Linked DNA regions of Mus musculus: regions 1 and 2 are each linked to region 3. Evidence: chromatin loops called from intact Hi-C (ENCODE). Cell type or tissue: gastrocnemius. All regions are shown on one strand.

Region 1 (8,000 bases), 480 kb before region 3:
AAGTCATCCGTTTGCTTCTCAAGCTCACTGACTCTCCGTTGACTAGACTGCCACTCCTTCTTCACAGTACCCAAGTTTTCATTTAATGTTGTGACCTGCATAGTAAGCTTAGCCTCGTTTTCTTCGTGTTTCTTCATTCCCGCTTCCTTTTCTTTTATTTCAGAATGCTAAGAAAAAATAGGGAAGGAGAAGCTATTATACAAGTAGTACAAAATAATATTTTACTCACTGAAATTAAGATGCCAAAGCTATAAATCATATTGCTTCTTCTGGAAAGGCAGTGGGAGACTTTTTTCTCAAACACCACAATTCTGATTCTGCAACCCAAATGTGTGATCTAAATAGGCTTGCTCAAAAGCCGAGATGCAGAAACGAGGGCCTGTAAGGTCCTCGGCAAACAGATAAAGTGACACAAGTGAGATTCCCCTGTGCCAGTGCTGGGGAAGATGCACATGGCAGGTAGGAGGAATCAGATGTCCTGTCGGCACAGCTCAGCTGATCTGCCTCAGTGGCCCTCTCCCTACACTTTCCAACCACCAGAGCTGTAACGCAAACCTCCATATCGCCTATAACATGCTGCAAAGCTATTCGGTGAGATTGGAGTCAGTTCAATAAAGAAAAGCCAGATGTTTCCTACGAGGTCAACACAATGCAGGGAAGGAGAAGCAGGCTTCAGTCATTGTAATTCCAAAAGTTTCTGTTGCCAGTTTTCACACACTCTACTCAGAGTCTCTCAGTAAAAAAATCTTACTGGAGTGATTCAAAGCTCTACTCTAAAACACATTTTCTGCTATTAAGTTAATTCACTGACCAGCTTCGCTTCCTTCTCAGAAAACTCTTCCTTCCGCTTCTCTTCCTCCTTCTTCACCTGCTCTCGCATCAGCTGCTGACTCTCCTTCTCCTGCTCAAGAGCTGCCTTCAGTGAGTCCACTCTGCCTTGAAGTTCTAATTTCTGTTGAATCAAAAGTTGCTTGGCATCCTTGAGATTTGTTATTTCCTGTTGAAAGAAGCCAGAAAGCAATCACCCCTATGTACAGGCTAATTTTCTGTTAACTCCACACAAGAGAAGAAGGAATCTCAATGGAGAAAATGCTACCACCAGGTGGCCTGTGGGAACCCTAAGAAGGACCTTCTTGATTGACGGGTGTGCCCATCTGACTGTGGTACCACCCCTGGCCTAGTGGTCCTGGGTGCTCTAAGAAAGCAGGCTGAGCAAGCCACTACACAGCACTTCTCTTGCTGCCAGGTTCCTGCCTCAAGTTCCTGCCTTGACTTTCCTCAGTGATAGGATGTGACTTGAGAATTACAAAATGAAGCAAACCCTTTCCTCTCCAGGTTGCTTTTGGTCATGGTGTTCTATCACAGCATGTGATAGACAAAATGCACACTAAGACTTTTACTCAATATGACAGCTGAAATTCATATAACTTTTCACACCAGCAGATATAAGGGAGTCTTTAAGTTCAATATTTCAAACCACTTCTTTAACATGCAAGCTATTTATTTCCTACTCACGAATAACTTCACTGAGGTGATGCTCTAACGCCTATGTTTTAATTACTGCTTCCAAAACTTAGCTCTACACCTTTCTTCCAGTTTGCTCACTTAACATGTAATCATTTAGTCATCAAACATCGTCCTATGTTGTGAGTATATATTGACTTACAGAGTCACACACAGACTGGAAGAACAGAAGAATCCGAGATGAACTGTGAGGGAGGCGAATGGTGAGTATGCCCATAGATATAAAGGCTATCAGGGGAGCCCCAGAGAAAGCCCCGGAGCTTTCTTATGAAACTGCACAACACTTTACAGAGCTTCTGCAGCCAACACCCTGTCTATGTTTCTAAGGGATAAAATGCTAAACCATGAGATCAAATCTAAAGTCTTGCAACTTGTAAATTATTACTTATAATCACAACTTATTTCAATCTAAACTTACCCAGCCGCTCTGCTTTATTGAGTAATCAGAATAAAAGTAGATTTCAATATGTATGAATATCATGCAGTAAAGAGCACTCGGCCAGAGTATTTGTTAAAAACAATAAAGTCACTTGTCTAGCACAGTCTCCCTTATGTAATACACATAAATGTAAAGGACAGGATTACAACAGATGAGAGGGAACGCTATGGCATTAACCTACCTTTATGCTTTCTTGTTTGTGCGACTTGAGCTCCTCATTGAGTTTTGTGATTTCTTTTTCTTGTCTACATTTAATTTCCTCCATCTCTGCCAATTTAGACTTTTCAGCTACTAGTTCTTTTTCCTTCACTGACTGTAGAGAAATTATAAATAAATACAAAGCATCCACTTTCTTGAAAGTTAGTGAGCTAAAACGTTGGTGTTTCTGGCCCTGCTCGCACCTTCTACTGAGGTTACCTAGCAGGTTTGTGCATCTTCCCTTCCTGTTTACCGTGATAACGTCAACACTGAGATTAAATACTGTAGAAACTCATTTTACAACTTCTATTACTATGACTGCTTTTATAGAAGGTTCTCTATTTTGAGTACTTTTCAATTTATAGTTTATGACTAAAAAATAAATAAAATTAAAAATTAAGTCATCTACTAGAGATAGAGTTGACACTAAAACAAGATGTGTCCAAGCTAAAATCCTTTCAGTTAATTAAATAGCATATGTCAGAATTGTCTTAATTAATCTGAGCCATAAATCATAAATTCCATCCTGGCTTCACAATCCCCACTCCTAAAAACACAATTTTTATAATTAAAGGAAATTCCATTTTGGAATATAACAGAAAGTTCTATGGTGTGAAAAACATGCTTATAAAACCACAAAATGCAGAAAGAAAACTGGACGGACAGACAGACACTGCAAGGCAGTAGTGAGGAGACACAGGACCTACAAGGACTGCACAGTCTCAGATCCTCTCGAGTCTGAGGTAAGGAAGAGGGGGGGTACCTTTTCTCTCTGAGCATCCTCAAGTGCCTTACTCTGCTCCTTTAGCAGCGCCTCTTTCTTTGCTGAGTCCTGCTCCAAACTAGCTTTGGCGGCTTGCAATTCTTGAATTGATTTATTTTGGTTTCCAATTTGATTTCTGTTTGAAATCAAGTCTTCTTGTGCCAGAGTGAGCTTCTCTTCTACAGACTTACAAAAAAATGATTTCCTTAAATTATTATAATTAGTAAATTTCAATAAGCACAACAGTTAATAAAAGCACAATAGGAAATGGTAAATAATCACATGTCAATGGTGAGGACAGGCGCTGGTGGGAATGATACAAACCTACATTGTAGCCTACACCATACCTGGGCTATCTGGTATAGCTAATGCCCTCAGGCTACAAACTTATACAGTAAATCCAAGTAGTAAATACTGTAGGCAGGTACAACACTAGGATGAATATGTATGTACATGAGCTTGGATAAATGTAGAAATAATCAGAAAAAGATACTAGGCAATAGGACCTTTTCAGCACAATTAGGATCTTAAGAGGCTAAAGCTGCTGGGCCTGGTGGCCTACACCTCTAATCCCAGCATTCTTGAGCCAGAGGCATGTGTCTCTCTGTGAGTTGGCTGTCAGCCTGGTCTACATAGCACATTACAAGTCAGCCCAAGCTGTTTAGTGAGATCTTGTATCAGGAGAGGGTTGATGGGGAAAAAGGAAGGGAGCAAGTGAGGAAAGATAATGCTGAAGGTTTCCTAGAAATAATCTAAAACCATTTATTGAGTACTTATCTACTTATAATAGGAAGGGCTATCAGGTAAGTAACAACTATATGAAATATATCTAGAGAATGCATATATGGTTGGAGAAAAGATCAGTGGAAAAATGAAAGAAAACAATTTAAAAAGAAATAAAATTGAATGTTACATATGTACACACATTTTCTAGGATCAATGTCCCCTGGCCTGGTAAACACCTTGATAAACAAGACAGAGTTTTCTTATAGGATATATTTCATAGCTGTTAATATCATTCATTCAATAAATTTAGCCTTATATGCAACTCTGTATTCTGACCAGCTATAGGCCCATCCTCTGAGCTTCCTGTCTCAGTGGTACAAGTGATGTAAGTCAATATCATAGCTACTGACGGCTCTAAGTCTCTTGTGTGGTGGTGAACACTGTCATGCTAATACACTTTGAATGACTATGGAAGCAACCTTTGGTTGTGTTGTGAAGGAGTTTCTAGACTAGGATAATTCAGGCAGAGAGACCCACCCTAAATGTGGACTGCACTACTCCATGGTCTGGGGTCCTGGAATGAAGGAACAGAAGGGAGGCAGGGCAGATCACTCAGGTCTGTCTCTACAGATACCATGTGACCTGTGGCCTTGAGCTCTACTGTCACAGCTTCCAGTCATGGTAGACATGGTATTCTCACTGTGAGTAAACAACAAACAAACAAACAACGCTTCCTTCTTCAAGGAGCTTCTGTCAGATGTTTTGTCACAACAATGAGGAAGATGACTAATACACGTGGGGTCAGTTCCTATCATAGTTACTGTCTGCTCTAAGGCTCAGACATTTGAGGATCTGAAGTAGTGGAAAGGGCTACGTTTCTGCCTGTTAGTTACATTTGGGGATATGGTCCTAGGGAAAGGGAACTGACACCATCAGCTACGAAGGCTGAGGATCTGCAGGGAGTGAGAACTCGTTCAGCAGACCTAAGAGAGGCCCCAATTCTTACTGCAGGCGCATTTCCCCTGACAAGGAGCCAGGTAATGCAAGCCAGGGAAGGACCTCTGCCAGTCAGGACTGCACAGAACACATACTTGTTCTCTGCTACTCAGGCAGCCGGTATTAAGTCAGTACCCTGCATAAAATGGTCCTTATCACAGAAGAGTGGCATGTGCAGCAGAAACTGTACAGGGCAGCTGAGCAAATGCGCACCACCAAATACACAAGAAACCGATGTAAGACCTTTGTAAAATGCGTGACATGGCAACTGGCCTAGATGTCACCAAGATAACTTTTAAAAAATTCTTTTAACAATAAAATGTACTGTCCTGGGTGTGTGTGGGGGGAGGGGGTGGTAATAGGTTAGTGTTGAGTACTTGCCTGGCATGCATAAGACCCTGAGTTTGATCTCAGCACTGAAATAAACATGTTTCAAAAACTACTGTATAAATCTACTGCAACCATAATTGTGTAATAGAGGTTCTGGTTCAACAGGCTTGCTAAAACCAAGAAAGCAGTAGTACCCCCTAAGAAATGCTGTAAGAACCACCAAAGTGTTACTGCTTTATAAGATTTTAAATGCATGGACTCTAGAATTTTAAATGTACAAAGTCCATTAATTTATTAGTTCTTTAAAGACCAGATGAAGTCTTCATGACAATGTCAAGGGACAATGCTGTGCCCTGTGTTTGGACATCTACTTACACACTCCCAAACTGTACTACTGTGCATGCCTCGCTCACTCAGCACTGCTTACCAGGGATGCTCCCCTGGTCCACCTCTTTTCCTATCTTTATCTTAGCCACACACATGGCAATAGGCGAATCATTGAGTAGATCAATTACCAGCCCTGACACGATTATAAAATTCTAAAATCCCTGTGGTTCCAATTATTTTTATTAAACAAGCCTTCCCATACTCCTTTCAAACAAAGCCTTTATATTAGCTCTTACTTTTTCTGATGTCTGATAAAATAGCATAAAAGTACTGGGATGAGAAGAGTTAGGCTTAATTCTGTATAACCCCACAATTTTCACTTCACTTCAGAAATACATTTATATTATGAATTTGAATTGAATAGTGAATTCCACTTCTATTTTTCTGGACAAATAATAGCATAGATTATAGCCAACAGAAATACCCAGTGAGCAAACTATTTCATAAATGATCCAGCAGATGGGGCTAACGGCACAGACTAGGCCAGTCTGGTCAACCCTACTGGTGTCCGAGGAGACACTGTAAGGCTGAGGTATACACTGACAGCTACAACAGCTATGACAGAAAGCCTTACACAGGCAACTGTCACGCTGTAGAATGCTTTCTTGTCTCCCTTCGCTCTCACATTTGAGATCAGCTCACTGAAGCAAAAGAGAAAAAAGGCTGACAAAAATAGTTATCTGGTGAATAGTAAAGAAGGAGGGCTTCGAGTAAACCAACAGCTCTTCCAGTCACGGTTCTGCTCTGCTGTCAGCCGGCCTGCCTCACCTGCCAAAGGAGTGTCACAGCAGAGGCTCCATCGCGCCTGCTGTGAAACGCTCCCTAGGCCTGCCCTATGCTTTCTCATTTGTGCAGATTACATGGAAGCCCTTCAGTGGCTCCTCACTGCCTTCAGCTTACATGCAAACTTCTCTGCAAACTTCCCCTGCCTTGTTGAAAAACAAACAAACAAGCAATTTAACAGTAATAAAATGACCAGTTCTAATTTTTCTTTTTTTAAAGATTTATTTTCATTTTTTATGTGAATGTATGTTTTGCCTATGTATGTATGTATGTATGTATGTATGTATGTATGTATGTATGCCTTAACATCAAATGCGCGTGGAGCCCACAGAAGTCAGAGAGAGCACCAGATCCCGTGGAACTGAAGTTATGTACAGGCAGTTGTAAATTGCCATGTGGGTGCTGGGAACCAAACTTAGGTCCTCTGGAAAACACAGTAAGTATCCTTAGCCACTGAGCCACCTCTCCAGCACCCTTGCCTCCACACCGGACCCCACCCCCTGGCTAACCTGCCTCCTGTTGCTTTCCTTTGCTTCCCCCAGTTTCCTGTGTCCGTGTGGACTGATCCCTTGCCCTCCCCTGGGCCTGCTAAGAACTTAGGAACTGCCCTCTACACCTTCCATTCTCTTAACTCTATCCTCTCAACCAACTCACACCCAGTTACCAGAATTTGTGGAGAAAGGTATTTTGTAATTAATTTAAATGATTTTTATTTGTGTGAGCTCACACACATGTGCCTGCACAGCTAATGGGAATCACAGTCCTACAGGAAAGCAGATCTCCTAGAGGAGAGAGAATGCTTAACTGAATATCCCTACTAGCGATCTAAGCTTCTTTAAAGATGTCCAGGTTAAAATTTCATTTTTCCTCTCTGTTGTACGCTTTGTTGCTGTTGTTATTTTTATCTCAAATATAAAATCCAATTGTTTTTCACTAAGCATTTAGTATACTTAACAATTTGGAGCCTCCATTTTTTAAACATAAATTCCACTCCTGGTTGGCTCTGTTCAGTTCCTCCTATCACCAGACATCCTTGTAAAGACTGTATTTCCAAATTCTACCTATAGTTCAGGATCTACTCACATATCTAAGTGGCCTGGTTGCCCACAAGAGCCCATGAATACAACACAAAATATATACAACATTTTACAAACATAAATTTTACAGTAGTGCACTTTAAAAAAGGAGATAGCATATATTACCATGACAAGAGGGTGGGGGGTGAGAGGGGAGGAAAGAGAGACAGGGGCAGAGACAAAATATTGGGGGAAAGAGGCAAGGTGCTGGTCCTCTGTGTGTAGGAACACAATGTTCGCTTTCCTTTACAGAAAGGATATGCCAGTGTTGTATAAAATTTGCTACCTTGTTATTTATACCTTTCATTTTAATCAACATGATACCTTATTTGACCATACAGTATTATTAATTAAGGCTATATTTAATTGGCCTGATTTTAATCATTAAGCATTCCTGTAAATTAGAAAGCTGACAAAAATATAGCACTAAGAGCTTGACCATAGTAATGCACTTGCATTTCCCAGAGTTGGCTTATAACCAGCCTCTCTCCAAAGGTACTCTCAAATGAAGGCTTCAAAGGCCTTAAAAAGCTAATACCATAAGATTCGCCCACATTATTTCACTGAGTTTTTAATGTGTGTGTATATATACATATGTGTGTATATATTTATAGCTCATCTCATGATTTTTGTCATAAAACAATCTAATTTTTAAAAAGGAACATTAAAGGGGTAATTTAATAGAATATAATACTTCACAGATATTAACTTCCCTTGCTCATTAGGCAAGGGAATTATTTCCTGAGCTTTATCCCATACAACAGTTTACAATACCTTA
Region 2 (8,000 bases), 190 kb before region 3:
CTGATATAGTCCTCTTAGTTTCAAGAAAGTGGTACTATCTGATGTTAAAAGTTCTGAGTTTCCTGTGCTGGACTGGGGCTGTAGTGCTATTACATATTTGGGTCCATGGTGAAAGAGGAAGTTTGGTCAGCTTAGGTAAGTGAGTCAGTTCTATGAGAAAAAAAAATGATGATTCTATGAGAGAATGATGGGGAATGATCATCAGAACGATTTTACTAACGTGGCCAATGCAGCAACAACCTTTATCTGGTTGAACTTATTTAAACAATTAGAAGCTACAATGTGCCCAGTGTTGCGATGAATGCCTGCCATCTTGGCACTTGGGAGGAAGAGGGAGGAGGATCAAGAGTCAGGTTTACCCCCTGCTATAGAGGGAGACAGAGGCTAGGCTAGGCTACTTGAGACTGGGTAGTGGGAAACCAGAACCACAGTAAAAATAATATTGCTACTCCATTTTTTCCCAGAAGGAAAAACTAAGTAAATCAACTTCTTCTTAGTTATGCAAAGATAGCCTATTTAAAAAACGACATTATTTGTGAATAATAAAGGAAACCCAAGCTTGGTCTACTGTTCTCTATAATCAACCTCTACAATCCACCTGTGGATATCAACGCCTCTTCAATGCACTGTAGGACACTTGGGCAGACAAATAAGCAGGTAATTTTCTTACTTCTTAGAAGACTGGCATTAGGACAATTTGGGTATGTATCTGTTTCTAACAAGCAAGGAGTTTTCTTATAAATACTTGCCTTTCACTTCAGGAATCACTTAGGGACTGTCCCTCTCGCTGCTGCTGTTCCTCAGAACTGTGCAGAATATTAACAGGACAGGAAATGCACATAGGAAGATGTTAAGATGCTCAAGGGAAAGAATTGCCAGCTGTGGTGCTATAAGCTTATAATCTCGGTCAGGAGTTCAAGTATATCCCTGGCTACATAGCAGTTAGAGGCAAGTCTGGGCTACCATTGCTTCAACCATCTCCCACAAGAAGGGTAGAAATACGGCAGAAGAGGACAACAGAAATCAGAAGCCTTTCTCAAATGCATTCCAGAAAACTGAGTAGCAGAATACGATACAGTAACCAAGTAGAGTGCTCACACAACCCTGAGAGAGATCAATGAAAGTGGGCGGCTCCAGATCCATCACCTTCCATTGGGCCCCTGGTTTCCTTTGAGGTGGCTCATGATTTATAACAAGATTTACTGTGAGGTAGCTCACAAGAGGTTTGCTTTTTTGGGATTTGTTTGTTAACGAGAAAAATAAGAATTCTCAAGAAGAATGTAATATAGATTCTCTTTTAAATCCTCAACGTTGTGAAGTTGAGCTTTTAATAAAGGGGAAAACAGACTTCAGACCAGAGAAGCATTACAGAGGTGGTGAGTTTTATTTAATCTCTTACCAGCTTAAAAAAAAAAAAAAAAAAAACCACAAGGGCTGAAGAGATGGCTTACGGTTAAGAGCACTGACTATTCTTCTGAAGGTCCTGAGTTCAAATCCCAGCAACCACATGGTGGCTCACAACCATCTGTAATGAGATCTGATGCCCTCTTCTGGAGTGTCTGAAACAGCTACAGTGTATTTACATATAATAAATAAATAAATAAATCTTTTTTTAAAAATCACCTTTAAATAAAACTAAAGCAGCCGTATGTGGTAGAGCAGGAACAAGGATTACTCACAGGGCATCGGTCATTTGTGCTAGAAGATTCTTCTTGGGTGGGAGGGTTTTTTTTGTTTTTTTTTTTTTGTTTTTTTAGGGGGCCTGCTTGTTGAACTCATGAACTTGTACAAGTTTATATTTAGCCAACTTCTATCCTCACACCTGTCCGTTCAGGCATTAGTCTTAAGCGCATGTAAAAGCAAATGAATACATCTGTGCAGCAATGGGTAAAAATAACCGGAACTATTCCTGTAACACGATCAAAGATCTCTGACCAAGACCAAGATCTTATTTCATAGCATAAAGTGGCCGAATTAGATGTTTCCTCACGTTCGGTGATGCGTTGGTCTCATTCACTGTGGATAAAATAGCTGACCTCCATTCCAGAAAGATGTGTGCGCAACTAAAGTTAACCAGTTTCATTGCCTCTGACGCAAACCTTCTGAATGTGCTACCATCACAGAGACCAAGGGTTGATTCCTGCCTGAGGAGGGATATTTAAAGCAGAGGCGCTGTATGAGCATCATGCATGGCAGCAGTGGCCCCCAACACGTGGGAGGCAACCCCTTTGGGGGTTGAATAACCCTTTCACAAGGGTTGCCTATCAGATATCCTGCATATCACATATTTACATTACAGTCCAGAACAGCAGCAAAATTGCAGTTATGGAGTAGCAACTGAGATAATGGTATGGTTGGGGACCACCACAGCCTGAGGAACTGTATTAAAGGGTCACTGTGTCAGGAAGCTTGAGAACCACTGATTTACAGGATGGTTATCTGATCCCCAAACTCAAAATATGAACTGTTCCCAAGTGTCAACCTTCTTAGTCACCAACATAATGCCCCGTGTGGGTTTTATCTTTCAAAAATGAGTATTATCCCCTCAGGCTGTGCATACAAGCTATGGAGAGACGTCAATGAGCCTTGAGTTCCCACTCAAGTCACCCACCCAGAGTGCCACATCCACTCCACCTCAGCCACACACTTCTGCTCCTGCAAGTTGAGTTCTGTGTCTTTTCAACTCCAGAATTCTTCATGTTGTAGTTACGTGTCACTAAAATTACATAATGGCATAGGAATAGAAAGAGTGAATTATTATAATGGTACAAAATAATATTTTTTACTGAGATGTTTTGGAAAAACTCACCAGTGTTAAAATATGGTAAAAGATTGTGAAGATGATTTCACAATCCAAGTTTGGAAATGAGCAATGAGGTCTCACAGAAGTGGGTTAGGTTAAAACTGGCTTTAGACCATTGCCAGTGAACTTATTATAGTGAAGGCTTCTAAATGCAGTTATGTGTATTAAGGTTACGATGAAAGCATAACGTTTTCAATGTGTTATAACTTTGGTCTACAACGTATTAAAGGCTTGGTCTCTGGCCTGGTGTTATTGGAAGGTGGCGGCAGCTTTAAGAGGTAAGGGCTGGTGGGAAATGTTTTGGTTATTGACAGGTGCCCTTAATAGGGGTTCTGGAACTCCAGGCCTTGCCTCTTCCGTTTCCTGACCAATATATGGTGATCACTTGCTAAACCACATTCTGCATGCCCTGTGGTGCTCCTCCACCACAGGCCAAAAAGTGAATGGGTCAACTGGCCTTGAACAGAAACTTCCAAAACCATGAGCAATTATAACCATTCCTCCTTATAAATTGATTGTCTCAGATATTTTCTAAGTGTTGTACAAACTAACATACATTGTAATGATGTCTTTTTATTTCTTAACTCATTGTGCTAATAATTTTATTAACTGTCTAGTAAGATACACACAAGGTGTGACCCAGTCTAACATCACCTCTAGTCAAGGATTTCATGAATGTAGACTTTCCAATAAAGATTATACTTGTCGAGCCGGGCGTGGTGGCGCACGCCTTTAATCCCAGCACTTGGGAGGCAGAGGCAGGCGGATTTCTGAGTTCGAGGCCAGCCTGGTCTACAGAGTGAGTTCCAGGACAGCCAGGGCTACAGAAAAACCCAGTCTCGAAAAACCAAAAAAACAAAAACAAAAACAAACAAACAAACAAACAAAAAGAATATACTTGTCAGCAGGTGGTGGTGACACACACCTTTAATCTTAGCACTTGGGAGGCAGAGACAGGTGGATCTCTGAGTTCAAGGCCAGCATGCTCTACAGAGGAAGTTCCAGGACAGCCATGGCTATATACAAAGAGAAACCCTGTCGTGAATGCTGCCCCCAAATGTACTGTGTCTACCAGTAGGTCCTTCAAAAGAACCAAACCTCCTTTCCTCCATTTGCACAGCAGAAGATAAGAAAGTATTCTAGGGGTTGGAGAGAAGGCTCAGTGGTTAAGAGCATTGACTGCTCTTCTAGAGGTCCTGAGTTCAAATCCCAGCAACCACATGGTGGCTCACAACCATCCGTAACAAGATCTGACTCCCTCTTCTGGAGTGTCTAAAGACAGCTACAGTGTACTTACATATAATAAATAAATAAATAAATAAATATATATATATATATATATATATATATATATCTTGAAAGAAAGAAAGAAAGAAAGGAAAGAAAGAAAGAAAGAAAGAAAGAAAGAAAGAAAGAAAGAAAGAAAGAAAGTATTCTAATTGGTAGCATCTTTCCTTTGAAATTCCCTTGCTCTCTACCAAGAAAAATTAATCAGTAAGCAGTCATACTTAGATCACCCTGAGGTAGAGAGAAGAATTTATTGCTACTGGAGACATTCTACATGTGCTGAATGGCTAGCAGGTGCCTCTGTACTGTCTCTGGGGAGAATCATATTGCTGCTAGCTGTCCTAGTCTCTAGTCTTAACAATTACGGTTATCTCCACTAGTATGGAGAATTATAAGAACATGAAAAGCATCCTTGTTTGTGGTCCAAGACACAAATGCTCAGCCCCTGAGCTACTAGCTCATCACAGGACCATAAGGCCCTGAGTCAGCCTTCCCAGGCCTGCATCTGTGACATGATGGAAAGATAATGAAGGGGAGGTGGGGGAATGCGTCATCAAAGCCTAGATGGCCACTGTAGGCGCAGAGGATGAGAAGGACAGGCTTCTGGACTTTGTTTTGTCTCCCTGGCTTCCTTTTCAGAATTCTCCACTTTTGCCATCTGTTATATGGAGTCCCGTGTAAGTTCATGGGACCTGGTTTGTAGATTTACTATTAAGAAGATGTGCATGTCTTTTCTCAAAAGTTCTTGTCCCGGTGTAGTCCTGCTACCACCTGTCCATCTTCCAACAGGGTCCTGAACTCAGTAACAATGCAAGAGAAGTAGCAGGTTGCTTAGATAACAGTCTGCTGTGCTCTGAACTACTACACACCAATAAATGACTGCTTCCCAAGGCCTGAGTGAAGTCTTTGTATCGCTCCACGTATGCCCAGCAGCATCACGAACAATGGGGTTAAGTGAAAAATGTTAAACTTCCAACAAGGATAGCTTGAGCAAGTGATGCTGCCATCGTCCCTTCATAAAAGATGACTACTGTTCGGGACTGGAGGGATGGCTCAGTGGTTAGGAACCATTCTACTTCTGAGTAATCTGGTGCCCTCTTTGAGCCTGCATAGGCTGCTACACACACTCTGTACTAGAAACTCACACAGGCAAACACACACACACACACACACACACACACATTACATAAATCAATGAGTATTTATTGACATATCACATATGTGATAATTAAGTGAAAAACCAACTCCAAAAGAGGAAAGTCTGACTTAACTCCATCACTGTGAAACAATGCATGTTAATGAAGTTTTAGGGAGACTCTATAGGACTCCCTATGGATGACATAAATTACAGAAATTTACATTTCCCTTCTTTAAATGCTTACCTGCATTTTTCTAATTTTCTATATTGAGATAGGTTGATTTTTTTTCATTTTGAGTTTAAAAAAAATTTTTTTTGCATCTTTTAACCATTTGTCTAAGTGTGTGCCTATGTGGTGTGTGCCTTTGAGTGCAGACATGCTGTCCATGGAGACTCGATGCTCCAGTAGTGAAAGCGCGACAGGCCCTGAAAACCTAGGTGCTGTCCCGAGGCAAAAAGTTCACGGAAACTTAGTCTCCTGGAATCGTGACATCCTGTATAAAGAATGCTCCAATGTCCTTGCTTTAGTTGGTAAACAGATCTGTGTGCTTTCCCTTAATATTGCTTTATTACAAGTGCTCCTAAGGATTGATATTTTGACATAGCTAAGTTAGACTCTAGGCAGTCCTTGATCCGACCATGGGCATGGATAGCTAAGTCACTGCCCTACACAGAAATTTACCATTATCTAGGAAGAAGGAAGTTTGTGACCTAAAGAGGAACCAGAGTAGATACTTAGAACTATAGGTAGCTGAGTTACACCCATACACAAGTATTTACAATGGCCTACAGGGAAGGTGGACTATACAATAGAGTAGGAACTATGGCAAGGGCACGAAGCCCTTGCCCCTGACTTCTAAGATTAAGTGGACCTTAGGTGGAGCTGTTTTTGACCCCAGTTATTAACACTGAGTTTTACCCCAGTTGGTTCCTGCCAGTCCTTCCGTGTTTGCATTCCTCTGTTTTGTGTAAGAATCCAGTAACCTCTTTGTACCTTGCCTGTGTGTCACCCAACTTCCCTATTTTCTTCTGTATAAAAAGTTTGATGCTCGATCTGACATTACATTCAGATCCACACTCCCTTGTGTCCAGTCTGTCTGTCAATTCCCACCGACTCCTTGCCCACCTGTGACAAGAGACCCGTTCCACACAGATAAGGGACCAAAAGGGTTTGCAGCAACTCGATGCATCAGATTCCCTGAAACTGGATGCACAGGCAGTTGTGAGCTGCCTGACATGGGTGCTGGGAATTGAACTTGGGTCTTATGGAAGAGCAGTTCATTCTCTTAATGGCTGAGACAGCTCTTCAGAAAGAAGAAGAAGAAGAAGAAAAAAAAACACAACAAAATCTAAATGAAATAGAACCTGTAGCAAAGCTATTCATAAAGCATTGACAACTATATTTTGATAACGAAAATAGTGACTGAAAAAATAAGAACTGTTTTTGAAAATAGTAAATCTTTTATCTCCTTCCTTTGTTTGTTTGGTTGGTTGGTTTGTGTTTCAAGACAGGGCTTTGCCCTATAGCCCTGGCTATCCTGTTACTCACTCTGTAGAACAGGCTAGCCTCAAACTCACAAGATCTGCCTACCTCTGCCTTCCACTGCTGTGATTAAAGGTGTGTGCCACCACCTCCTAGCTATTTTATTTTAAGAGGACAATCACCAAATGAGAAATTTATGAAGCAACCATATGTGGCTTGCAAAAACCTATTCTTCACAGCTGAACTTTACCTTAAACTGCTTCTAAATAGAATCTAGATTGTATGTAAACAATCACAATACTTTGAAATCTATAAATTACAATCATATACAACACAGTGTAATTTTTCCCCTTTCATGACTTGCCAAATTATCACTTAAAGACAAAGATATAGAGTGAATATCTTTGTAATTGTAATAAAAGCTATCGGGTACCTAGGTAGCTATCAGGTGCCTTCTGTGTGCCTATGTGTGGCCATCCTTACAGTGATACTGATGGTTAATGGTTAACCTTCACTGTTTCTAGGATCTGAGTGTTTTTATGATGATGTTTGGGTTGCTGAGAAAATGAAACTGAAAAAGTTGAATTTCTTTCAATTATGGAACAGAACAGCATTATGTTAAACAATAACAACAACAACAATAACAAAACAAAACTTTTCAGCTCTTAGAACCACTTTATGTTAGCCATGTGAACTAATACATGAACAACCCACTGTCCCCTAAGCAGCAGATGTTCCGGTTAGATGGCACGGAGCAAATTATAAATGTGATAACCATTACAAATGAGGGCACACAGGGTGTGAATTCAGAGTTATTCTGCTCTTCATTATCTTCCCTGCATGCAAGATACTTAAACAAGTGCTGAAGCAGAAGCAGGAGTTAAGCTGGGCAAAGAGGGGGCGTGGGGAAGGATGCCCAGCAGAGGGTACAGTAAGATAAGGCGGTGAGTGATGAGGATGTGCCTAGCCAAACATCCACAGCTACAGATCGAAGCAGTAAGCATTTACCTCTCTCGTGGAGGCCTATAGGTAAGTGCAACCGTGTGGGCTTGGCTGGAGTTAAAGCCTCATTTGCAATTACTGCACATCCTCTTTGGAACGAGAGCTTTCTGAAACGCTCCTTCCTCATGGAACATGACATGAGCAGAAGAGCTCAAGCGAAACCACGGGAGGGCGTTTAAAGGGCAGCTGTCAAATTCAGAAAGACTTCATTATAGTCAGCCCCCAAATCCATAGAAGGAAACCCATTTTACCCACAGTGGGCATCACTTCAGGGACATAGGATGTAA
Region 3 (8,000 bases):
GGGGGGTTGTTTGGGGGTGGGATGTATCTGTGTGTGTCCCTAGGGGAAGCTATGAGGATAGGAGAAATCAAAATTATCTAAATTGTGTGTCTGGCAAGGCAGTCTTGACAAGAGCTCCATAAATGACTTTAAGCAGGTAGGTGGATTGGTGTGTGTGTGTGTGTGTGTGTGCTTGGAAATTGTTTCTGCTGGAAGCGTTGCTAAAGGAGATAGCACCATGGTCGAGAGCTTGCCTCGAACACAGGAGCCTGGGTTCAATCCTGGGCTCCTCTCTCTCTCTCTCCAGGAAGTTGCTGTAAAATCATTGCTACAGCCTGTTTTCAAAATGAGACCAGTATTTTTAAATACAGTGAGATGAGCAAGGCTTGGGGAGTATTAGAGAAACCCATTATGTAAAGCGCTGGCTCTTGGAGCCTGTAGGCTGGGGGACCCCGGTGAATCAACTTGTTAGGGGATATGCTCTGAGGGAAGACGCTGGAATTCTCCCGAGCACACAGCCAACTTTCAGCATCTGGTTTGGCTCTTTGGAAATTTTACTTCTGTGGTTGTGTACAGTTGAGGCTCTTTCTATTATGTGATAATTACGGAATAGACTCTTAGCAGCACAGTAAGATGTCTGGGAAAGCTACAGGTGGGCTTTCCCTGTTGAAATGATACCACGAGCCATCCAAGGATAGACCAAAGCTGCTTGTCCCACCCTTCCAGCTAATGGGTAAAAACTGCTTATTTATTGGGTTAAGGAGTTGTAGGTCCTGGTTAGAACATTTAAATGTATGTTTTTAAAGATGAGGGTAACTTCAAAAAAAAAAAGTTAATTACCATCTGATCCTAAAAGGCTACGGAGAGCCCCCATTGGCTGGCTCACCTGAGTGCCGGGATTATAGGCGAGAGCCTTGATGCCCACTGAGAACAGGTTTTTCTTTTTTTTTTTTTTTTTTTTTTTTTTTTTTAAGATTTATTTATTTATTATATGTAAGTACACTGTAGCTGTCTTCAGACACTCCAGAAGAGGGAGTCAGATCTTGTTACAGATGGTTGTGAGCCACCATGTGGTTGCTGGGATTTGAACTCTGGACCTTCGGAAGAACAGTCGGGTGCTCTTACCCACTGAGCCATCTCACCAGCCCGAACAGGTTTTTCTTATAGTAGTGGTTCATACTGGTGCACGCCATAACTACCAGCATGTGGGAGGCAAAGGGGGTCTGATCTCTGAGTTCAAGGCCAGCCTGGTCTACAGAGTGACAGGGCATATAAATTAGGGCACAGAAGTAACATATCTCAAGGTCACAGAACAAGCAGGACTTGACTCCCCGTGTTTTTAAGTCTTCAGTGTATCTGAGCAGCCTCTCTGGCTAGTTTTTCCTGTGGAGGCCTGTCAGCTTCAGTGTGGCTTTGAGCCTTCAGACCAGCCCACAGGTATATGTCCATAAATGACTTTAAGCAGGTAGGTGGATTGGTGTGTGTGTGTGTGTGTGTGCTTGGAAATTGTTTCTGCTGGAAGCGTTGCTAAAGGAGATAGCACCATGGTCGAGAGCTTGCCTCGAACACAGGAGCCTGGGTTCAATCCTGGGCTCCTCTCTCCATAGGCAAAGAAAAGACGGTGACGTGGTGAGTTGGTAGCCAGAAATGGCTCTCGTTGAATATATTTGCATATGTATTTGAATAGTGGATGTAAAGATAGTTTGAGCTGGCAAGGAACATACACTGTCGTATGGAAGATTAGATGAAACAGGGGGAAATAACAACGGAGGCCTGGAGTGCTTTCTTCTCTGTGTGCTTTGGTTTAGGAGCCCAGTGTGTGTCACTTGGAACTTCAGTAAATGGGAAAGGAGGGACCTAGCACCCCAAATAGAAGAGGAGGATGGCTCGGGGCTGTGGTCTGCAAGAGCAGCTTGGGTTGGCAGAGAAAGGGGAATGATTTTTTTTTAAACGTGAGAACCTTGGGTAGAGAATAGCTCAGTGGTGGAATGCTTGCTTGCCTACCACACACAAAGCCTCCAGGGAAAACAGCACCTCAGAGGTCACACACCAGGCAAGACAGGAAGGACATTTCAATTTTAGACTTTTGAGGGATTTGAGAGCAAAGTGGGACATAGAATCAAGCAACTCCATCCTGGGTTGCATCCAGGTGCATGAGCAAATCAGTCTGAGAGCGAGCCAGGCAGTGGTGGCGTGCGCGCCTTCAATCCCAGCACTTAAGAGGCAGAGGCAGGCAGATCTCTGAGTTCGAGGCCAGCCAGGGCTACACAGAGAAACCATGTCTCGAAAAATCTGAGAGGGACACCAGTTCTGTCTTGGATCTGGATCGGTGGTTCAAATGAAGCATCTAGCCTCCCTCTGGGCTAGCCTGCTGTAGAGCTTGATAGCTTAGGAAAGTCCAAATCCAGCAAAAGTAAGGCATGGTGAAAATGAAGGCTCCTTAAAAGGCAAAACTAAAACCAGAGCCGGGAAGAGTATCGGCCCCAGTCAGGAATCCTAATGCAATTAAAAAAAAAAAAAACCAACCAACCAAACAAACAAATAAACCCTGCCGGCCTTTACAGGGGGTGGGGATCAGTTGTCATTTAACCTCTGGCAGTCTCCCGGTTCATAGGTATTGGCCTGTTTGACCAAGAGATTTAAGTCACTGAACAGATAAGGCATTCAAATGGAGACCACTTACAATAACCACATGGGTTTTCTTTCCTGTGTCAGAGCTTGTGTGTGCTAGGCAAGCAGGCACTCTACCGCTGAGCTGCGCCCCCAGCTCGAGGCACACCTTTTAGGAACATTGTGAGGTACACCCATCTGTGACTGTGGCTCCCCCAGACCTGAAGGAGAACCTCTCAGACCACTGAAGCAGCTTCTTCTAGGAAGAGCATGTGTCTAGCTACCATTTGTATGATTTGTCAGAGGGTGATTTCGGGATAATTCTCCAGCGTTGGAGTCAGCCACGGCTTACCTGGAAGATTGAATGTCTACTTGGCTTTCTTCCTGTCAGCCGTGGGTGCCTCTTGCTACTGGAAGAGCTCTGTGATGGTTCTGATTCGTTGCTTCAGTAATACCATGTGTTTATCAGCTAGCATGTTGACTGTGTTGTACACCCAGTAGATCCTATTTGTCTGCTTTGGGGTGTTAAATAATAGTACTTTTTGATAGGTTTCTCTGGGGAGAGTCTTTAGTGTTCATGGAGGGAGCTTGGGGTCAGCTGTCCAGTTTCTGAAGACAGTATAATTACAAGGAAGTGTTTGCTGTTGTGACTAGGTAAATGGCTTCATCCCCGCCACCCAGCCCCCTCCCCAGCCCCCCAGCCCTCCTCAGCTCACCACAGACACACACACACCCAAAATAAATCACGTTGACTTGATTTTAGAGTCTGCATGTGCAGAAGTTATTCATAGTCTAATTTACCCACCAACCTAGAGTTTAAAACAAAGGTATAATGAAACAGAAGATGAACTCCCACCTGCTGAGAAACAGTGACTCCTGCTCTCTCACCCAACTGTTCGGTCCCCCTCTTCAAAATTCTTACTTGCATATATGTATATGGACAGGAGAGGATGCTATGGAGGTCAGCGGACAACTTGTAGAATCCCTTTCTTTCCTTCCTTCTACCATGTGGGTACCAGCCTCAGGTATTCTGGCTTGTCAGCAAGTGACCTGTCCAGCTGAGCCATCTCATTACCCAAAGTCAGGTGGGTCTTTCTTTCTTTCTTTCTTTCTATCTTCCTTTCTTTCTTTCTTTCTTTCTTTCTTTCTTTCTTTCTTTCTTTCTTAACTTAAGATTATTTATATGAGTACACTGTCACACTCTTCAGACACACCAGAAGAGGACACCAGATCCCATTACAGATGGTTATAAACCACCATGTGGTTGCTGGGAGTTGAACTCAGGACCTCCGGAAGAGCAGTCAGTGCACTTAACTGAGCTATCTTGCCAGGGCCCTTTTCTTGCTTGTTGATAGCATCTTCCCCATAGCCCAGGCCGCCTCTGTTTTCTGCAGTGCTGGGATTACACTCAGGAGCCTTCAAGTCTGGCATCAATCTCAGTTTGTTTTAAAGGTGGATGTATATAGCCCAGTAGTACTTACTTAGCATGTGTGCCCAGCACTGAAAAAGCCTGATTTGTGATGGAAGAAGGGAAGGTGGAAGCTGGGCTCTGAGTGGCTCATATTTGAAGAGTACACTGAATTATATTAACTTTCCCCTGGCTTAACTTTTTTGCTTTTTCGAGACAGGGTTTCTCTGTGTAGCCCTGGCTGTCCTGGAACTCACTCTGTAGACCAGGCTGGCCTTGAATTCAGAAATCCGCCTGCCCCTGCCTTCCGAGTGCTGGGATTAAAGGTGTGTGTCACCACGAAAGGCCCTGGCTTACTTAACTTTTATGGTTGTGCATAAGGTCATAAGTTCAAGGCCAGCTTGGTCTACATAAGGCTCCAGGCTAGTTTGGTCTACACCCTGAGACCTTATGAATTCAGTGGCAGCACCACCTGCGGCTCCTGGCAGTGCACTCGCTTCAGTGGAAAGGACTGCAGGGTGGAGCCCTACTGTGACCACGGCCCTCATGCTGGGGCTTGAGCCCGGGTCTTGGGAAGGCCAGGCAGGAGTTATACTTCACACATTGCCTTTGCGATTCAAGATCTCACTAAGGCCTCAGTGATTATGAGGCTAAGGTGCCTCCAAGGTTAAGAGCACTAGGTATTTTTCAAGAGGTCCTGAGTTCAATTCCTAGCAAACACATGGTGGCTCATGACCATCTATAATGTGATCTGGTGCCCTCTTCTGGCCTGCAGGCATACATGCAGGCAGGCCACTGTACATAATAAGTACATCTCAAAACCAAGCAGAAACAAGGAACAAAACAACAGAACCTTCATTTAAAATTGCCCAAGGTGGCCTTGTGCTAACTCTGTAACTTAGACAGGCCTTGACTTTGTGGCCTTCTGCCTCCCTCCAGAGTATCTGCAATTGTAACCTGGGCCACTCCCCTCTTTCTTGGCTTGAACTGGAAAAAGATAAGTGAGTCCTTTATAAATATACCTTAGTAATTTTTTATTTGGGAGAACAGCACTCAGTAGGCTTTACCCAAAAAAAGATTTTTTAAGTGTTTGTGTGCACCAGTTGTGGTGGCACACGCCTTTAATACCGGCACTCGGGAGGCAGAGGCAGGCGGATTTCTGAGTTCGAGTACAGCCTGGTCTACAGAGTGAGTTCCAGGACAGCCAGAGCTACACAGAGAAACCCTGTCTTGAAAAAAAAAAAAAAAAAAGGAAGAAGTTTGTGTGCCGTGTCTATCCCTGTTATCCAGGGAGGCCAGAAGAGGGTTTGGGTCACCTTAAACTGGCATTGTACACAAGTTGTGAGGCACCATGTGGGCCCTGGGATTTGAACCCAGGTCCTCTGGAAGAGCAGTCGGCACTCTTCACTACTGAGCCCTCTCTCCAGCCCTCTACACCATTATTTTTGGTGTTTGAGTTTTTTGACATAGGGCTTCACCAATCCATGTTGACATCAAAAATCTTGATCCTGCCTCTACCTCCTAAGTGCTGGGACCACAAGAATGTGTCACCACACAGGCCTCTTGCTCTTTAGTCACCCTTGCCCTTCCCTCTAAAAGGTGGCTGTGCCCTCATTCCAACTTAATGGAATATTCAGGGTGAGTAGATGAGAGCTTAATAATACTTTAACTAGTCTCTATCTCCGCCATGGGGTTTATGTCATCTCTTAGCCTGGCGAAGCTGGTGGTTTGCCGCAGTTGCCTGCACCTGTAAGAGAATGAGAATAAGGGTAAGTTTAGTGATCCTTCCTCCACAGCGCTAGATTTTATTGCCGTGACAGGAGATGGATTATGAGGGTAGGGAGTTGGAAAGCGGGGCTGCGCGGGCTTAGTCTGAGTGGTGACCTTTTGTGTGGAGTACGTGGAAAGTTACACCTCTCACCCCCTCTGAAGTGCCGTAGATCTCTGTAATCTGCTCTGTGGCACTTGAAATGAGCACCTAAAATATGACTGGACTTGAGGTACAGGGTTTTGAATTTGTTTCTTAAGTAGCTGCCTGCCACCAGTGGCAGCTGTTCACATGTATGTCCCTGGTGCTCAGTAAACCAGGAAAGGTCAGAAAGTTAGCCCCAGGGTTCAGCACAGCGTGGAAGTGGCAAACCAAGGGCGTAGAGTTGTGGATGAGGAAGCATTTCCTGGCATGTACTAGATCACAGATCCGCCTTCCCAAGGGTGGGCGCTGTGGAGCACTCTACAGGAGACCCTGTCTCAGCTGAAACGGGCGGGGTGCAGAGAAGGGGCTGTGCCTGGGGTCGGGATGAATATGAGTGAAAATCCCGGGAAAGGCTCATCAGCCTCGATTCCTGGCGCCGATTTTAGTTTTTAGTGCTGAACACCAATGGTTTTGAGACGACGTCACTAAATGAGTCGATGGCCATCTGTGCCACTGTCCTGACCCATTATAAAAGCACAAGGAAGTCACTTAGCACAGGATTATGGAGCAAAAGTTTTATCCAGCCAATAATACCAGGTCACCTCTTAACTCTGACTAGAACAAGAGGCTAGTAACGGGTCAGAGCCAGGGGTTGTTGCTTCGCCTCCTTTTGGGTAACAACAGTGTTACTGAAGTGGGGTTTGCAATCTCTCTCTCTCTCTCTCTCTCTCTCTCTCTCTCTCTCTCTCTCTTTCTCTCTCAGACCAGGCCTCGAACTCAGATCTGCCTGCCTCTGCCTCCCGAGTGCTGGAATCAAAGGTGTGGGCCACCACTGCCTGGCACAACCTCGCTTCCTTTAAGGTAGAATTTGAACATAAAGACTCCTACCTACTCTTCAGAATTCTGGATTTAAATTTTATCCAACTTCTCAATACTATATTGCACATCAATGAATAGCCTACTTTTAGTGAGTCTTTACAGTTTCTTAAAAATAAATATTTCCTGCCATCCTGTTTTCAGTCTCAGAATTAGGCTGAGCTGACTCGTCTCACCAGGCAGGAGAGCATGGAGTCCCCAGTGGCCATCAGGGCCTGCTAAGGCCAGCAGCTCAAATATTAGGCTTGCCAGATAAGTGCTTTCCTCGAAGAGATCTTAGCACTAACAAGGAACGATGTTCTCCAGTCTGTGTGCTTCAAGTTCAGACTCCTGTCTGCTAACACATTAGCTCTGCCTAATGCCTGCTCCTTCATTTCTAATTATGAATGTAGGCCCTATTTGCAGATATTAAGCTTTTTATTTACAGCTCTATTTGGACATGATGCTGTTGCCCCCAAAGCAGCCACAGGTGCTTTACCTAATGCCCTGCCAACCATTATGCTGGCTCAGTGTTTCCCTGGATTGGCCACTGTCTCGCCATGCTTAAAGCAGTGGTGTGGACAGCACAGCAGTGTTCAGTTAGGCCCAGGACGGCAAGGACAGCAGATTAGAGGAACTGTTGAATCACTTTGGTCAACTGAAGCTTCCCATCTGGAGAAGGTTGAATCCTTAGCAGCCGCATGAAAAGCTAGACATGGTGACACACAACACTCGGGAGTGTGTCAAGTGGTGCAGAACAGGCAGGTCCCAGGAGCTTGTGGGTCAACCTAGCCAAAACGGTGAGGACCAGGTTCAGTGAGAGTTGTAGAGAGCCATAGAAGACACAAGACATCTACCCATGCACACTCATGCATGTAGACACACAAACACACCATCCTTTTTCAAATAGGAGTGAACCCCTGTGTTTCTAGCAGAAGGGAGAAAAGCAGAATTGGTACTGTGGTTGTCAGGAAGATGCAGTATCCACATTTGGGGATTAATCTCTCCCCACCCCCTGTGGGGAGGGGAGATGAGGATATAGCTCAATTTTAGAGTGGTTGCCTGCTGTGCTGCTTGCTAATGTTATGTTATCACCTCGACACAACAGATTTCCCTGAGAAGAGGGAACCTTAGTTGAGTAATTGTAGATCAGATAGGTCTGAGGCTATATCTGTAAGAGATTGTCTTGACCAAGTGAAGTGGGAGGGCAGGCTCAGCCCGTTGTGGGTGGCACCA

What was found. Peaks named below come from ENCODE experiments on the same cell type or tissue, not always from the same donor. Only the 100,000 strongest peaks of a DNase experiment are listed, where the experiment ranks them.
Region 1: a loop joins it to region 3, with 4 times the contacts of the local background. A loop is called at or near these places in 29 of 42 quality-filtered maps.
Region 2: a loop joins it to region 3, with 2.9 times the contacts of the local background. A loop is called at or near these places in 2 of 42 quality-filtered maps.

Annotation. Positions count from the first base shown.
Region 1 is chr10:96,031,690-96,039,689 of GRCm38, reverse strand. Eea1 (early endosome antigen 1) reads right to left here. Exons shown (of 29, transcript NM_001001932.3): 22 at 7,997-8,000; 23 at 2,925-3,110; 24 at 2,145-2,276; 25 at 812-997; 26 at 1-167. Among named protein-coding and RNA genes, the nearest start is that of Eea1, 95 kb to the right of the region's middle. In gastrocnemius, a CTCF peak has its summit at 5,809 (motif pointing right); DNase peaks (open chromatin) are centred at 3,535, 5,854 and 6,120; H3K27ac peaks cover 755 bases.
Region 2 is chr10:95,747,742-95,755,741 of GRCm38, reverse strand. No RefSeq gene overlaps it. Among named protein-coding and RNA genes, the nearest start is that of 4732465J04Rik, 21 kb to the left of the region's middle. In gastrocnemius, no CTCF peak of the experiment used is centred here; no DNase peak of the experiment used is centred here; H3K27ac peaks cover 1,713 bases.
Region 3 is chr10:95,554,235-95,562,234 of GRCm38, reverse strand. The region is part of intron 1 of Nudt4 (nudix (nucleoside diphosphate linked moiety X)-type motif 4); the gene reads left to right. Mir3058 (microRNA 3058) reads left to right here and starts at 2,914; the gene lies at 2,914-3,004. In gastrocnemius, CTCF peaks have their summits at 4,762 (motif pointing left) and 6,194; DNase peaks (open chromatin) are centred at 4,740 and 6,246; H3K4me3 peaks cover 5,078 bases; H3K27ac peaks cover 7,532 bases.